Linked DNA regions of Mus musculus: region 2 is linked to region 1. A link is a loop called in an ENCODE intact Hi-C map of the cell type or tissue named here. Cell type or tissue: heart. All regions are shown on one strand. Each heading gives the region's core, and the rest is flanking DNA. Links, peaks and the distances in the headings are about the cores only.

Region 1 (8,134 bases), core at 1,113-6,112:
GAGATAAGGAGGGCCTGGGAATCCCAGTGCTTCAGGTGTGGGCCCTCAGAAGAGGCCTGGGTGTGAGTTCTTAGATTTACTGCCCTCAAGCTGTCATGCTTGGTGGGCGGGGAAGGCTGAAAGCAACATGGGCTCTGTCCTGCTAGACTCCTCCAGCCTCTGCAGCTACTTCTGGATTTCCAGGTGTACATGTAGGCTAGAAATAAGGGGTTGGGTACCAGCAAGATGGCTCACCATTGGTACACCCTATCAAGACTGAGGATCCAAGTTCAATCCCTAGGACCTACATTGGTGGAAAAAGAGAAATGATTCCTCAAAGTTGTCCTCTGATCTTCATGTGTGTCCCTCCCCTCAAATAAATAAATAAACGAGATGTAATTTTTTAAAGAAAGGGGATGGGACAGGCCTTCTTCTGGGCAGGAGCTTTTGAACATGAATGTTCACCATAGGTCACCATTTTCTCCACTTCTTAGAGGTGACTAGCTCAGGTTACTTACAAATTTGGAGAAAGACCCACAGAGCTGAGTGCCCTGACTTGGTGGTCATCAAGGGAACGGGAGCTGGCCCTGCTGTTGTTTGGGTCTATTCTTGCATCTTAAGGCTGACAGGGGCTTTGGTGCTGAGGACGGTGGTGGCCTCCTGGGTGTGCTGATGCTGTGCCTGAGAGCAGGATGCCTGTGGCTTCTTCAGCAAACTGATTTCTCATCTTTCAAGTCCAGCTTTCCAGGATTTCTCAGACTGCCCTGCCCAACCCGGGCCATCCACAAGCTGGGGTGGAGTCGGGGGAGGTATTCTTCTTGTTGTTGTAAATGTACTGGGACCAGGCCATTCCAGTGTCCCTAGAGGTCTGGAAGTGATTTCATGCCACCCACTTTCCCCGGGGATACTCAGCTGCCACCTGTGGGTGGGTGGTGGAGCAAGTTGCTAACAGTTCATCTCTTGTGACAGGTCCGAGGACTGAGGCCAGAAATGAGCACCGCCCCCACCCCACCCCCACTTGCACCCGAAAGCAGCAGGAGTCAGAATTTGCCTCCAGAAAGGTAGCTTCCCCCCCCCCCCCCCGCACCCAGATACCCTTGCCCAATGTCCCTGTGGACCTGAGCTGCAGTCTACCCTCAGGAATTCCAGGCTGAGTTCTCAGCTGCCAGACAGTCACAGCTTTGAGAATGGATTCAAAGCGAGCAAACGCATTTTGCCTTCTTGTCTTGGTGATGGAAGGAGTGATCTCTCTGGCCCTGAAGGAGTTCAAGCCGAGGTCAGATCAGCCAGCCCTCTGAAGGATATTCTAAACTGGGGGTCTGTGATGGGGGGAGCTGTCCGGCCGGCTCCCCTGTCGGCCTGCGGTGCGCTCTGATCACCACCCAGGAGGCTCAGGACTCACGAGTCTGCGTGGCACGTCTGCGCTCCCCTGCGGACCTCGTCAATCAAACTGCCGCCTTGGCGAGGCCAAGACTTCATCCGCCCGCCCCAGGCCCTGAGAAAGACCCCCGCCCGGGCTGCCTGCCCAAACCCGCCCCCAGCGGTGTCATTGTTCTCTGACGTCACGCGGCGGCTCCGCCCCTCTCCCCCCACTTTTCCTCCCCACCTCCGGTTCCCCCGGCTGGCGGCCAAGCAGCCTCCGACGACCCGGCAGTGCAGGGCTCCCCCCGCGGCCCGGCCAGGGCTGCGCCCCCTTGCGCTCTTCCCAACTTGCCTTTGTTATTCCAGCTCCCTTCCTCGCCTCGCCTCCGACACCGTGGCTGCCTGCAAAACGCGGAGCACGGAGTTATCGCCACACCTGGAGTCCCTAGCGGGCTCAGACCCAAGCCTCCCCCGCCTGTCCTGAAGGGGAGCGCGTGCGCGCGCGCGCGCGCGCGCGGGTCCAGCCTAGACGCTTGTTGTCTTTAGGACTACATTACCTCTAATCGAGAGGCGGGTGGGGTTGAGGAAGGGATGTGGAAGAGTAAGGGGAACATGTGTGGTATGTGTACGCGAATGTGAGAGGTAGTGCACGGGGGAATGCCTCGTGTTTTGTTTTGTTTTTAAACGTACCGGGGGTGGTGTACACTATATTTGTGTGTTCAATTGTATGACTCCAGGTGCACGGGCATAACTGGGATGGAAAGTGTGTGTACAAGTGTGTGGAGGGGGTCATGCGTGCTATGAGAAGTATGCGTGCCATGCTGTAAGGTAGGCGCAAACCCGTTTGCCGTTTGTGTAGGAGTTTCTGTGTGAGTGGTAATGGACAAGAGCCAAAGGGAGTGCGCACTTGGATACACTTGGGGGCCGGTCTGTGAGGGGAACCTCCGCAAGTGAGCGCACCTAACTGCTTCGTGAGTGCTCTTCGCCACTGTAGGAGTGGAGCCCAGCCCTGGGCTGTGGGCTTGGTTGGGTTATTTCCACCTCTGCAAAGCGGGAGCGCTCGGCTCTCAGCGCCCCAGGCGCTCCCTACCAGGCACTAAGGCGTCCTTGCTCTTAACTTCAAGTAGTAGTGGGTATTTATGGTTCTCGCTGCACCTCTCGCTCTTTCTCAAGATGTCAATGGAGGCGCACTTTAGTCTCCCCTGCGTCACCGGTGGTAGTGAAGGTTAGGGTCCTCTCACCCTCTCTCACCCTGTTTTAGGAATAATCCCAAAATCTACATGGAAGTTTCGCACACAGTGTCTCATTAGCAATCCAGTCACCCCAATTCAGATAGCTGACAGCACCTGAGGTCTCAGTGCACTCCTGCAGGGGACCAGTAGGAAGCGGGGTACGCCTTCTGGAAGTAATTTTGCTCCTACCAATGTGATCCCTTCCTAGGCACATCAGTCTCTCCGCTCCAAACTTATGGGATGCGGAGAGGGGGGCGTTAAAGAGCAGCGAAGGGAGGCGAGAAGAGGGACGAGAGTGAACGAGCAGCAGAGGAGGGTGAGGGTGGCGCGGTGCCTAACAGGGTTCGGAAAAGAGCTGAGACCTGGGAACGGAGAAGAAAGGGAGGAAAAGAAGGGAAAGGAGAGAGGCGGAAAGGAAAGGAAAAGAGAAAAGGAGAGCGCAGCGAGCGCGCAGATGGAGAGCGAACCAAGGCAAGCAGAGCTGCGCGCCGGAGGCGCGGCACTCCGCTCCCGCCGTGACTCCGTGCCGGCTTTTGCGGGAGGCCGGCGGCGCGGGGCCCTTTGGAAATAGAATAGCCAATGTAATCTGACACTTCAACTTGCTCGGCTCCGGGCGAGTTGATTCACTTACTCACCCCCTAACGCCGAGTTCCTTTTCACTGTCTGTGGACATTAAAAAAGCGAGCGGCGGCGGCGGCGGGCGCCCGGGAGAGCAAGCTGCCGGCCGGGCGAGCAGCGATCCGGCTGCAGAGCAAGCGAGCAGCGCCCGCGCAGCGCGCTGACCCTAGCCCCGGCCGGTGAGGAGCCGGAGCCGGAGTCGGAGCCGAGTGGATTTCCGCGCTCTCGCTGCGCTCCTCCCGGCTCCAGCCTGCCCTACACGGCGGTGGCGGCGGCGCGTCCTCCAGCGGTGGCAGTGGTGCTCGCAGCGCCCGGTAAGTTTGGGGACAGAGCCAAGCGCCCGTTAACACCGAGGCTTCCACCCGCTCCCGGCGGATCATCGGGGTGCGAGCGCCGTGTACTATACTAGGGCTTTCCTCTTAAAGGTTTAGCTCTGGCCGGGCGAAAGAAGCCAGCCGTGCAGGCTCGGCCCGCTGCTCTGGCCGCCGGGGGCGGAGGCTCTGGCCACCAGCGAGCGCCCAGCTTGTGTAGAGCGGCTCCGGATGAGCGCGGGGACCCGGGGTTCTTCGGGTGTACGGGGCGCCGGTGCGGTTGTGCGCTCGGACTCGGTGCCCGCCTCCTGCCGGCGCGCCTCCCAGCCGTCGCTCCGATCAGTCGGGAGCCAGCCGGGATACGGATTCGGAGGAGGGAGGAGAGGACCCGGGAAGGACTGGCTGCTTCTCCCTTGCCTCTTTTGGAAAGATGTGAAGTTGTGCTCCTGTGTGCGTAGGAGAACCTCCGGGAAGGCGCTGGATTCTAGGGTGGCAAGGGTTGGTGGTGTTAAGTTGTGCCTCCGAATTTCTATGGAGAACACACTTTTGTACATGGGAGATGGGGGCGCGGTTAAGTTGTTTTGGGGGGAGAATAGCCCAGGGAAACGCGGCGCGTGGCTGAAGCAGGACACGTTGAAGAGATGTGTCGAGGCTTCTCGTTCGGGCTTCGGAAGCCGAAGGGGCTTTCAGGCCAACGCCTGGCCGGGGCTGCCCCAGTCGGGAGGCGAGCCCAAGGGGAAGATGTGTCTGTGTGTGTGTGCGCGCGCGTTGCAAATACGAAAGTAATTTCCCCGTGTTCTTTCTTCCTCTCTGTCTCCGGCGGCGGTGGCCCCGGGGGAGTGGGAGGCCGACCCGGGAGGAGATTGAGGGGCCGGGCCGGAGCTGAAGCTCGGTCCGGATTGTGGGAGGGAAGCTCAGAAAGCTTGTTTCACATTCCTGGCGTCAGGGCCAGGGAGAAAACAGTGGGGAGCACGGCCTCGGTGTCGCGGTGCAGGCTGCGGGAGCGCGTCGCCCCCTGGCCGGAGACATCTGTCCAGGAAGCTGGCCAGGCGGGGAGAGGGCGCGGTGCAGAGGGCAGGCTCCCCGCCCTGGAGCGGTGGGGGCGCGGGAGAGGGGCGGCCTCCTCTCCCGGCCATTGTGCGCCAGCAGATTTTCACGGGAGACTGCCCCGAAGCCGCGGGAGAAGGCCAGGAGCCGGCCACAGCCTCCGGTTTAAAAGACACTCCAGGAATGTAAACAACCCGGGCGGGAGGGCTAGCGGACAGGAGCGCGCCAGGACTGCGGGCTTGGGCCCCCCACCCTCCCCCGGGGACAGCGGATCGCCGCGGCTACTCTGCCCTTCCCTCTACCTGCCGAAAACTTTTCCTTTCTCTGGTTTACAGTTCCACCTTGTGCCTCCAGCCCGGAGCAGGGTGAAGGGCCTCTCCCACAGCCCGGGCTCAAGGAGCCGGGCATCCCGGCACCCGACCCGGGAGCCCTGGAAGGCCCGGCGGCCAGATCTCTGCTTCGATGCCGAGACCTCGGTCAACGTCTCCCCCGGGAACTGCAGCTTCTTGGGCTGGCAGTGCTAAGAGTAACTGGGGCTCTGAGCCTGCCCGCCTGGATTGCTTGCTCGCGTTCTCCCGCCCTCCTTCCCGCGGCTCCTTCCCCCACGCTCTCCCCCTTCCCCTTTCCCCTGACTGCTTTTCCAATGCCCTGACATGAGGGAGGAAGATTTAACTTGGCAGCCCAAACAAATGTTCTCTCTGAGATCTCCAAGAAGCTGGCTGGCGGCTGGGCTGGCGGGGTGAGTGCACCGCTCGGCCAGCCTTTCCCTCCTCTCTGCACTGCCAGGGACATTTGGAGCCCCGTGGGTGGACAGCCCCGCGCATGGACACTGGGGACCAACCCCCCGGATTTGGAAGGGCGGTCTGTGAGCTGCGCCTGTGGAAGCCCCTGCCTTGGCGTTACATAGAGAGCCATTGGCTCCAGCTGCCTCCTGGTGCCAATGGTTTTCTTAAGCAACAGTTTGCTTCTGCTGCAACCTGGGAACTGGGCCTGGTAGACCAGAGGGTTGACTAGTGCAGTCTCCTCCCTCCCTCGTGGGTGTGAGGACAGGCTGGTTACACAGGGCAGGGCAGGAGGCCAGAGGCTGGTCCCAGAGGTGCCTGGTTTTGCTTATTATTGTTTTTTTGAAGGTACAGATAAAGGGATGGTGGCTGGGGCTGGAGAAACAGGCGACTTGGTTGCTGGTGAATTCCGGGGCCTGCCTCTCTATGCTTGTGCGGTGACTGGAGTGTGGAAGAGTTAGTTGCCTGTGAGCTTTTGGGAAGTTTAGATGAGGGCGCAAGCTCATGGCCTTTCTTATCCGGACTGGTTTTTTAAGAGGTCCAAAGAAGGGGGAATTCCTGGCCCCAGAGCGAGGCAGAGGGCTTGTGAACACCCCGGAGCCTTGTGCTGACCTTTCCCTCTTCAAGAAGAGGATGTGGAGACGCCAGCATCAAACAAAAGGCACATTGAAAGCCCTATCTATCTGCCTAGGAGCGTGTGCAGCGAGGAGTGCAGTTAGAGGGAGATGGTGTTGTCCTCTGAGTTTTATGGGTTTTGGTTGTTTTGTTTTTCTCCAAAGGACAGAAGCATCACTGGCCCCAAGTCACACGGTTAGGAGACCTCATCTTCTCATACGAATCAGAAGTTTAGTCTTGGGAACTTGGGAACTGGGGCTGGGGGAGGAGCTATAGAGTTTTCAAGACTTGAGCTGCAGTTGTAAGACTTTCTGAGTACTGCTCACAGTCTCACAGAGGGGACTGGACTTATTTTTAAAAAAAAGTTTAAATAAATAGCCTTGTCTGTGCAGAAACGGCTGCTGGCTTCTTTGTGGGGACAAAATGTTCTTTTTTTATTTTTTTCATTCTAAGGGAAAGTCAGGGAGAGGGATCTAGGGCAAATGAAGAAAGACCTAGAAACTGGGGTTTGGCTCCAACACCCCCTCCAACACACACACACACACACACACACACACACACACTCTCTCTCTCTCTCTCTCTCTCTCTCTCTCTCACACACACACACACACACACACACACACACACACACACACACACATGTAACACTTCCCTAGCCATAGTAATCCCACATTTTCATCCCTGGCTACTGTTTAAATGACCCAACATGGCATAGTTGTCCACAGGTTCACTCCTATCAAGAGCTGGAAGGACCCAGCTGAGAAGATCCACAAACCTGAACTTTGTATATGTCCTCTGGGGGCAAGGGGAAGCTTGGATACCTAGTTTCAGCCCCAGGTTCATTGGGTAGTTTTGACCCAAGTCTTTGGGTAAAATGTTGTAAGAAATCTGTACAGCAGAGAGTGAATTTGGGGAAACATCTTTGGGTATGGTGGCATGATACCAGCATGGTAAGGCCTGCTGGGATAGTGACTGGGTCCCATAAATTTTCATTCATAGCTGCTCCTGTGGGTCCTTGCCAGGCCCCTGCCTCTCTTGCATCTTTATGAGATTCCTAGGGTTTTGTGTAGATAACAAAGGCTGCTGCCCTAATTACCCCTGACCCTGACCCTGTGGCTGCAGTTTCTCCTGGTGACTACTGGATCCTCTCAGCAGGACACAGTGGCCTCTACCCAAGCCCTCTCTGGGGGTTGGGGGTGGGGTGGGGTGGGAGCATCTTTGTTCTGAAGATACCCCGAGGCTGGGGTTGCCAGCCTGCCTGGGTGCATGAAGCCTGGAAGCTCCAGCCATGAGGCTGAGGTTAGGCCCTTCCTCATGGAGGCAACACACAGCCAACCTACCATAGACACTGGACAGGGGGAAAGAAAACCCTACCAGATGGCTGTGGCTTGCTAGCTGTGTGGGCCAGGAGGTCACTCTGCTGGGCCTCAGTCTCCTGATTTGTAAAATGGGTCCAAGCCCAGAACTCCTATCATCCTACATGGTTGAGGATGAGGCAGATAAAACATTTGAGTCTTCATCCTGAAAGTTACGCACACTTTTTGTGCAGAATACGTCTAGGACCAGATTGGGGTAAGGGTTGCTGGAATCCTTTTCCAGAGGCTGCTCTATTATCCTTACCTCCCTGTTAGCTTACAGCTGACTGGTAGCCTCAGCTTGCCTGCTTCCTGTGATATGATGCTTTGGGCAGCATCTGTACTTAAGGGCGGCCGTGAACGAGTTGCAGGCCTTCTGAAAGCCTGATGAACTTTTGGGCTTAAAATGCTTTGGCCTCTCCCAACCACAGACTCATTTTCCCTTAATGACCGTGAGGTCCGAGTCCTGTAGGATCTGTGTGTGCCATATCATAATGTAATGATGTGTACATGGGTGGTGGGGAGCACCCTTCCAGTGGCTGTTTCCAGCCTAACTGAGATGAGAGGAATGCAGGGGTTCTCTTCCATCGGCTCTAGGCTTGCCTCTTGACACGTTCTTCCCTTGAATTGTGTTCAACCTGGGAGGAGCTGCGTAATGAGGGTAGGGATCAGGTCGGGGATTCAGGACTGACTGACTATTCATGTGTTTAATGAGAATCCACAGAGCAAAGACGGTGGCCCACGAGGTCCAGAACTATGCAAGATACTCTTAGGAGCTCTTGTCCAGCAAGGGCTGAAAGACCAGTCCAAATAAATAATTACCCACCAGCCTC
Region 2 (8,134 bases), core at 1,508-6,507, 560 kb before region 1:
AAACTCCTAATTCCCCAGCTTCTCCCTCTAAAATATTAGAATGCTGGGTAGACACCACCATGACCAACATTATTTTCTTTTGCAGTGCCCCAACACTTCTCAGAGCTAGACCCAAATCACTTAGGGAACATTTGTGCCTCAGTAACTTGTGAGACAACTGAAAAAGCAATGTACACAGACTGTAAGAAAACAGGAATTTAAATTACATTCCCTTTAAATTATAGACAAGCAAGTGGCACATCTATTTATGCTTTTTTTGTATTTTATTTTTGTTTGTTATTGTTGTTGCTGTTGCTGCTACTGCTGTTGGTGGTGTGTGTGTGTACATGCACGCACGCATGCACACACGCATGTGCATGTTCATGCATGGCTGGTGTGTAGAGGTCAGAGGATAACTTGAGTTATTTCTTATCTTCCACTCTTGCTCAGTCTGTCTTCTTATCAACCCAGGGCCGTCTGCCCAGGGGTTGCACTGCCCACAGTGGGCTGGGTCCTCCCACATCAGCCACTAATCAAGAAAATGCTCCATGGGGTTGCCGACAGGCCAATCTGATGCAGACATTCTCTCCACTAAGGTTACCTCTTCCCAACTGACCTAGCTTGTGCCAAGTTGACAGAAAACTAAACAGCAATTAGAGCGGCCAGAGAAGAATCTCTCAAAGTTGGGGCATCCTCAAAGGTCTCTAGTAAGATGGAAGATGGATAGCGTGAAGTCCCTTGAGCAAGTAGTTAGTGTCGCTTCAGTCCTGAGTTCTAGCCCCGTGAGCCCCCTTCCACAAACTGCTTTAGGCAGCAGTATGGCTAATAAAATATGGAGAGAGGTCTCTGGTTGGATCGCTGAGAAATGTCTCCCTCAAGCTACAGAAGTTCTGGTGCTGGCAGCTCCGGAGACTGTGACGGCACCCAGAACTGCAGCTGCCATTTTGACTCCGGCGAGGAAACAATTCAGACTACAGAGGGGGAAAAATGTAAGGTAGCTGGCTTCAGTGACATGCTTGAACACTGAGTCCTGGAAGTACCCATCTCTGGACTTCCTACTGTGGGAGCTGATACCTTTCCAGAACTTTCAAGCCCTGGAAATCTGGGTTTCCTGTTGACCACTACTCACCAGTCTCCTTCCGGGTAATCCAACAATGTACATTTAGGAAACAATTCTTTTTATTCAGAGTCTCTGAGGAAGCCCATGATTCTTGGCTCACCCTGGATCGGTGCAGTTTGCCAAATTCCCTTCTCTGAGGAAACCTTTTTTTTTTTCCATAGAACCCAATTATATCTCACAGAACACACGTGTGCCAAAAACCACACTTCTGAAAAGCTGCCTTACATCCCGTCTCAGCGGCCCCCAGCCCCCACCGGCCTGCAGAAGCCTGTGCACACAGACTCCCACCTCAGCACAGAGCCCACATGTGTTTCTGCTCAGTGGGGGAGACTAAACGGAGCCAGATGTACCTGGGCAGCCCACAGCAGAAGCAATGATTTAACATCCTAGGTATGTGGGGATTAGCTTGCCTCAGAGCTCCCATGGAGGGGAGGGCCTTGCTTGCTGGCCTGCTAATGGATTCAGCAGAGATGCCTCACAGGCCGGACACAGCGTGTGGCATGTTTTGTGTAACATGGAGTATGCACGACACGTTCTGCCCATGACTATGCTGGTGTATATGCCTGTAGTGGTGCGCAGTGGAGCTGCATCTGCAAGCACTGTGCGTATGACAGCTGTGGCCATGATGGCTGTGCTGTGACTGAGACGTTTTGATGAGTCTGTCCGTGGTAACTGTATTTTGTTCCTGGGATGACCACCACTGCCTTTCCATGGCTCCTGGAACAGGACCTGCTTTTTCCACTGAGGAGCCCTCTGGGAAGCTTCCCATCTGCCTTGTTCTTTCTTAGCCCCGCCTGAGGATCCCCGACCCCACTGGGTTGTGTTTTTGTTTTTGTTTGTTTGTTTTTACTGCATGACCAGCCATTTATGCAAGACCATGGTCATCCCTCCCAAACTGGAGCTCAGAGACCACTCAACACATGATTTCCAAATGGCATCCTTTGGGGTTCTTTGGTGTTTGCAATGTACTTGAGCCAGGCTTGTGTAGGGATGAAGAAGGCCAAGGCCCCTGTCTTAATCAGACCATGCTAGCCCTTGTTTATTCTCTCTATCCAGGAAAACCAGTTAAGCTACTGACTGGCTGTCCTGTATCTTACCACAGATGAGGTCTTTTCCCTCGGAATGTTCTAGAATCCCTGGAGAGTCGTGGGCCAATGGAGGGGGTCAGGCCAGGCAAGGGGAGATACAGCCCACAAAGTCAGCTCTTTATTCTCCCAGTTGGCTTTGCCTGGTGTGACCCAGGAAAAGGGGGCCTGCCCTGTGTGTCTGCCATGCAGTCGGGCAGCCACAGACAGCATGCTTTTCAAATTCTGGGCCCCTGGCAAGGAAGCAGGAGGCAGGCAAGAGCTGAGTACAACCTCGGAGGTAGCCTGGGTTTTATTTGCTCAGCTGTGGTCAAAGGCCAATGCTGGCCACCCACACCGGGCTCGGCAATTTCACCTGAGGACAACTGTACTTTTAACTCCCGAGGTCCTGTGATGCCAAGGGTATGGATTGGCATAGGTCCGGCAGTAGGTGCTTCTAGGGACTCCCTTAGGCACAGTGGACACATGCCTGTGGCCCGATACTCTTGGCACCCACCAAAACATAATGGTTTTATTTCTCTTAAAATGAAAAGAAGCAAATTAATTTTTGGATCAAGTCTTTTAGTAGAGCATGTTTTTCATCTCTGCCCTTATACATTTGTAAAATAATGTTACTGTGTTGTAGCAACTCCATATCTGTAGAGGAAGGCCTGTGCTTTAGAAATGTATCACTAAAATCAGGATAAAGGCATGAGGTACCCTGAGGCTGTGACAGGGAACATCGGGGTTTTATCAGCTTGGATGCTGTAACAGTGCCACCAAACAGGTTGTGTGGCTAGGAGCTGTTAAACAATGCAAACTTGTTCCATCGGCTCACCACCCTTGAGGAGCCCAATAGGGTGTCAGAAGGGGTGGTTGCTTCTCTCTCTCTCTCTCTCTCTCTCTCTCTCTCTCTCTCTCTCTCTCTCTCCCTCTCTCTCCCTCCTTCCCTCCCTCCCTCCCTCCCTCCCTCCCTCTGTATGTCTATGAGTGTGTATCTCTGTCTATGTATTCCCTCATGAAAACACCCATCATACTGAATTTAGAGCTACCCCAATGGCTTCATTTTTAACAGTCATCTCTTTAAAGACCTTGTCTCTAAATACAGCCCCATTCTGGGGTCCCAGAGTTTAGAACTTCAAAACTTCAACACAGGAATTACAACTCAGTTCTAAATAAAGTATGGTCACTCCATATTCTTCCCCTGAAATCCTTCCCCTCCCTCCCTCCCTCCCTCCCTCCCTCCCTCCCTCCCTCCCTCTCTCCCTCTCTCCCTGTCTCTTCTTCCACCACCCCCCCCCCCCCGCCCAGCTCTCTGCTATTAGAGGAAACACTCTTCAACTCCCTGTTCACTCTATAGTCCTGGGAGTCAGCTGATGTCACGACTGGCTTTGTACAAGCTAGAGCTGCCAGATGGGACACAAAGTACTGCTCGTGCTGGGAGTGGACTGAGGTCTCTTCCCTTTGGATGCCAGAGCTTGATGGAGCTGCACTTGTGGATACTCGGTGTTCTGATTCTTGGGGCCATTAGGTGGTGTCATGAGCTGGTAGAACTCACAGAGACAAAGAAATCCTGGTCTACCTGCTCCATTCTCCTCTGCCCCATCCTCACTGTGCCCATGTTATAGAGTCTGTCTTGGGCTGTCTTGATAGTGAAGGAGGTAGATTCCCTAGTTTTGAACAGTAAAGGATGTGGGCAGATCCTGATCTCTGGGATGCCAGGGATTCATAATGTTTTACTAGGGCTTTGCCAGGGGAAGATGTTTAGAGACTCAGGAAATAGCTTCCAGCCACTGATGTTTCAGTAAAGGCTACAGAGCTGGCTCAACTCTCTGGGAAGTCCAGTACCTCTCAAGCATAATGATCTGGTAGTTATGGTGAAATTAGCTTGGATTTCAGATAGGAACTCCAGAGGGTAATCTAAAAATGAAGACAAAAGAGGAAGAGGAGGAGGAGGAGAGAGGAGGAGGAGAGAGAGGAGGAAGGGAAGAGAAGGAAGGGGGAGAGGACATGGGGAGAGAGGCAGAGAAGAATAGAGGAAGAAGAAAGGGAACGAACAGGAAGAAGAAAAAGAGGAGAAAGGGAGGAGGGAGGGAGGAAGAGGAGGTGATGTGGTGATGTAGAGGTAAGGTTGTATCTGAGCTGCCCTCTCTTGTGCTTGCCCTGGTGTAATGACCTGACCTTCTCCAGGCTCTCCAATGTGGATGCACAAACCTTCTCACAGCTCAGTAATCTTATCCTGGTGGGTGGTTTCAGAGTCAGAGTTGGAGTGGGGGCATGGATGTGATCATTCCAGATCTATGACAGACACTTATCCTGGGGCAGGAGGGGCAGATCCATGGAACTGGTCTGGGGTCTGGTACCCGGACCTGAGAAACAGGTGATACAGGGGGAAAGGATCTAGGGATACACTCTACATCTCTCTCTCTCTCTCTCTCTCTCTCTCTCTCTCTCCCCCTCTCTCTCTCCCTCTCCCTCCCTCTCTCTCTCCCTCTCTCTCTCTCTCCACCTCCCATGTATAATAAAGTAGCAGAGCTGGAAGCTGAAGGACTAGAATTAGCTCTTAGCAGATGGGTAAATGATCTCGATGAATACCTGCGCCCGTGTTCCAGTCTTGGGTCTGGGGTGGCAAAGACAGGAAGACAAGTGGCAAATGTGCTGCTATAAGACAGGCTCATGTCCTCTTTGAAATAATCTTATTTTTTCCCTCATCATTTAAAAAGTTGAGACTTATTTAAAATATATACAGAAAATGCAGCCAAGTGGAAAAAAGGTAGACTTGATTCCAGTAAATCCCCTAACCAGAGACAAGCACCATGGGCACTGTGGTCCATCCTTTTCCCCTGCACCACTTCCTGTGTGACAGACACAGCAATTCAAATGCAGAGTGGAGTGACAGAGGTCTTCTTTGGAGCCCTCATAACTACAACAGAGGGTGGTCAGTAGTATCAATTTTACCTCTCCTATGACATCATTTCATGGTAGCTGAGCCAGGGCTCATAAGGAAGGCCACCCTGTCCTCGGAAACAAAGTTGGCTTTGACAGATAGCAAGGTGGCAGGCAAGGTGCTTTAGATGGGTGAAGGAAACCAGCTAAGTCATAAAGGTGAGAGCCAAGTCCATGGCTTTTCAGCATTGGAGAGAAGCCAGAGCAAAGGGATATACATTGGGTGTGGGCCTGTGCACCATGCATGTGTTAGGGTGGGTAAGGGGGAAGCAGCAGCGCTGAGCTGGCTGGAGTCAGCCTTCCAGAGCCATGACGTATGAGACATAACAGCTCAAGCTGTCTCTCCAAGGCTCCCGGGAACTACTGAAGGCTTGTGTGTGTGGTGTACGTGTATTAACATATTCATGTGTGGTCATGTGTACACAAGGGTACCCATGGACATGTGTGTATTAGTGGAGTATGAGGGCCACGTCTGGTGTCTTCTGCAATTGGACTGCCTCCTCTTTTGAGACACCACCTCTTACCGCATCTGGAGCTCATTAATTCCTTTATGCTGGTTAGTCAATGAGCTCCAAGGAGTGTCTTCTCTCTTCATCTCCAGTGCTAGGATTGCAGACGCCTGCTCTCATCCCTGACTTTTTACCTGGGAACTGGGGATCCGAACTCAGGTCTGCATGCTTGTAACACAAGAACTTTACTGACAGAGCCATTTCTCCTGCCCAGGCTCTCCAGATACAAAGGGATCTTTTAGTGAGATACTAGACTCCACATGGAGAAACCACAGAGCCTACCATGAGTCTATTAGATCCTCTGACCCTAGTTCAATCCCCAGTAAAGGGAATGGGACTAAAGTCTGGTGGGTTTGGGAAAGTTACTCTATCCCCAGATGCTCCTGGATTACAGTGTCCACAGAGGATGATGGAGGTCTGAATACACTAACCCAGCCACAGGAGACGAAGGAAGTGGGGTGTAATTTAATGGCAGCAGCCGCTACCCAGTCTCCCCTCTCTAAAGCCGGGCTCAGCTGACTGAGGGTCGGTTCGCTTCCCTTCCAATGTGAGAAGGGGCCTCTTTGTGACTGAAACTGGGTTGACAATGCATAAGTTTTCACTTGGGTGTGCTCTAGGATGACTGATGCCGTGTGATATGATCAGCCTCATTTGACAGGCGTCACGCTTTCTGCACTGTCCTGCAGGCACTAGGAAATATTAAATAGACGGAGCATACCTGGCTCAGCTACCAGGAAGTGACATCACAGGTGAGGTAAAATTGATATACTGACCACCTCTACTGTGGTTGTGAGGGCTTCAGGGCTACCCGTGGGACCTTTAAACCGTGAACCTTTATGTCCAGCATTGGACACATGGCAGTTATGTGCAAACATAGGAGTGTAGTTCACGAATAGCCACAGCAAAGACAAACATCTGACAGCCTGTGGTTGAGAAGGAGTGAACTGATGGTAGATCAACTTGCAGATGAGCAGAGGAGGGTGAATTTTGCTCGCAAGTTTTGTCCATTATGAGTTGAGGCTGAATGCTGCAGGCTATCCCAAAAGAGGATCTAGGACAAGACTGAATGCTGCAGGCTATCCCAAAAGAGGTTCTAGGACAAGACTGAATGCTGCAGGCTATCCCAAAAAGAGGTTCTAGGACAAGACTGAATGCTGCAGGCTATCCCAAAAAGAGGTTCTAGGACAAGACTGAATGCTGCAGGCTATCCCAAAAAGAGGTTCTAGGACAAGACTGAATGTAGCTTCACTAGGGAACAAGTTTGCCGAGAGTTAAGAGCACAGAGACTTTCAGCCGACACACAGGATTGAAGTTGGGAGAAGAAGGGAGGGAAAGGTGGAGAAGGAACTTTGAGACTCTGGCACTGGTCTAAGAAAATCTGGACCATGTTTCTCAAGTAACATTATTCTTAACATTACTCCACCTTAATCCTGGTGGCCCCACCCTAGATTTCAGGTTATGGTTATCTACCTCAAATGGACACCAGCCTCATGGGAGATGGCAGGTGTGACTTGCATAAGCAGAGTATGAGGACCCAGAGGGCACAGCTAGTGGCTGGCAGTCAACTCTCCTACACAGGCAGAGGCCTGGGAGGGGCGCCCCTGGCTGCAGTGGCAGACTCCATTGGAGAATCTAGCCCTTCTGAGGACTAACACACTGTGGCCAAGAAAGGAATTCCTTAGAGTGCCTCACTGCTGACAGAGAGGTGTGTGTCAGCCTCACTGCTTTTAAGCCCAGGTCACAATAGGATGTGTCCAATCTAGCAGAATTTCAGAATGTAAATACCTGAATAACTGGAGCCAGAACCAATACTGGAAGAGGGGAGCACCAGAGGTCTGGACCTGGACATCCTTCCCTCCATAGGCAGCTGTGAGGCATGTGTGCTGATGATGGCAGAGATGATGCCGGACTTACCCAATAAGCTCATGGTACATTGAAGCAATGGGTTGGAAATGCAGTGACCGTGCCTAGTATGCTGTACATCCCAGCACAGTGCTGATCATGGCTCCTAAGACTCAGGGCTGCGGCTTGATGCAGCGCCCGGGATGGTAAGAGTCACCATACCACTTCACTACCAGTCTGGGAGAGGAAGGAAATTAAAACCAGAAGTGTGGCTTCTACTGAATGGACCTAGCTTCTGCCCCAGAGTGAGGCTGAGAAGCTGTAAATCAAAATGTCCTAAGTTAGGGGCCAAGATTTCGAGTAAGATGATGGATGAGAAACTAAGTCTGTGAGATCAGATGAGAAGCGAAGATTTAAACAAAAACAAAACAGTAGAGCCCGTTTCTATAAGAGGAAGAGCTGAAGAAAACAGAAGTATGCCTTAGTGGGACTTTCTCCAAGATGCCTGCGTCGCGGCTCATGTGTGCAGTTCAGCTGGAGCTGTCAATACATGTGTGGGTATCAGACAGAGAGATAGCCAGAGAGAGAGAGAGAGAGAGAGAGAGAGAGAGAGAGAGAGAGTCTTACCTGTGGATAAGGTGTGCAAGGAGAGCGAGCCAGCATGCAGCAGGCTA

What was found. Peaks named below come from ENCODE experiments on the same cell type or tissue, not always from the same donor. Only the 100,000 strongest peaks of a DNase experiment are listed, where the experiment ranks them.
Region 2: a loop joins it to region 1, with 2.6 times the contacts of the local background. A loop is called at or near these places in 4 of 42 quality-filtered maps.

The regions. Positions count from the first base shown.
Region 1 is chr14:25,456,052-25,464,185 of GRCm38, forward strand. It overlaps Zmiz1 (zinc finger, MIZ-type containing 1), which reads left to right and starts at 3,134. Exons shown (of 24, transcript NM_001310666.1): 1 at 3,134-3,505. In heart, for the core only: CTCF peaks have their summits at 1,669 (motif pointing left), 3,479, 3,678, 4,517 and 1 weaker place; DNase peaks (open chromatin) are centred at 1,710, 3,180, 4,410, 5,510 and 1 weaker place; H3K4me3 peaks cover 5,000 bases; H3K27ac peaks cover 5,000 bases.
Region 2 is chr14:24,899,448-24,907,581 of GRCm38, forward strand. No RefSeq gene overlaps it. Among named protein-coding and RNA genes, the nearest start is that of Gm41110, 13 kb to the left of the region's middle. In heart, for the core only: a CTCF peak has its summit at 3,687; a DNase peak (open chromatin) is centred at 3,594; H3K27ac peaks cover 2,517 bases.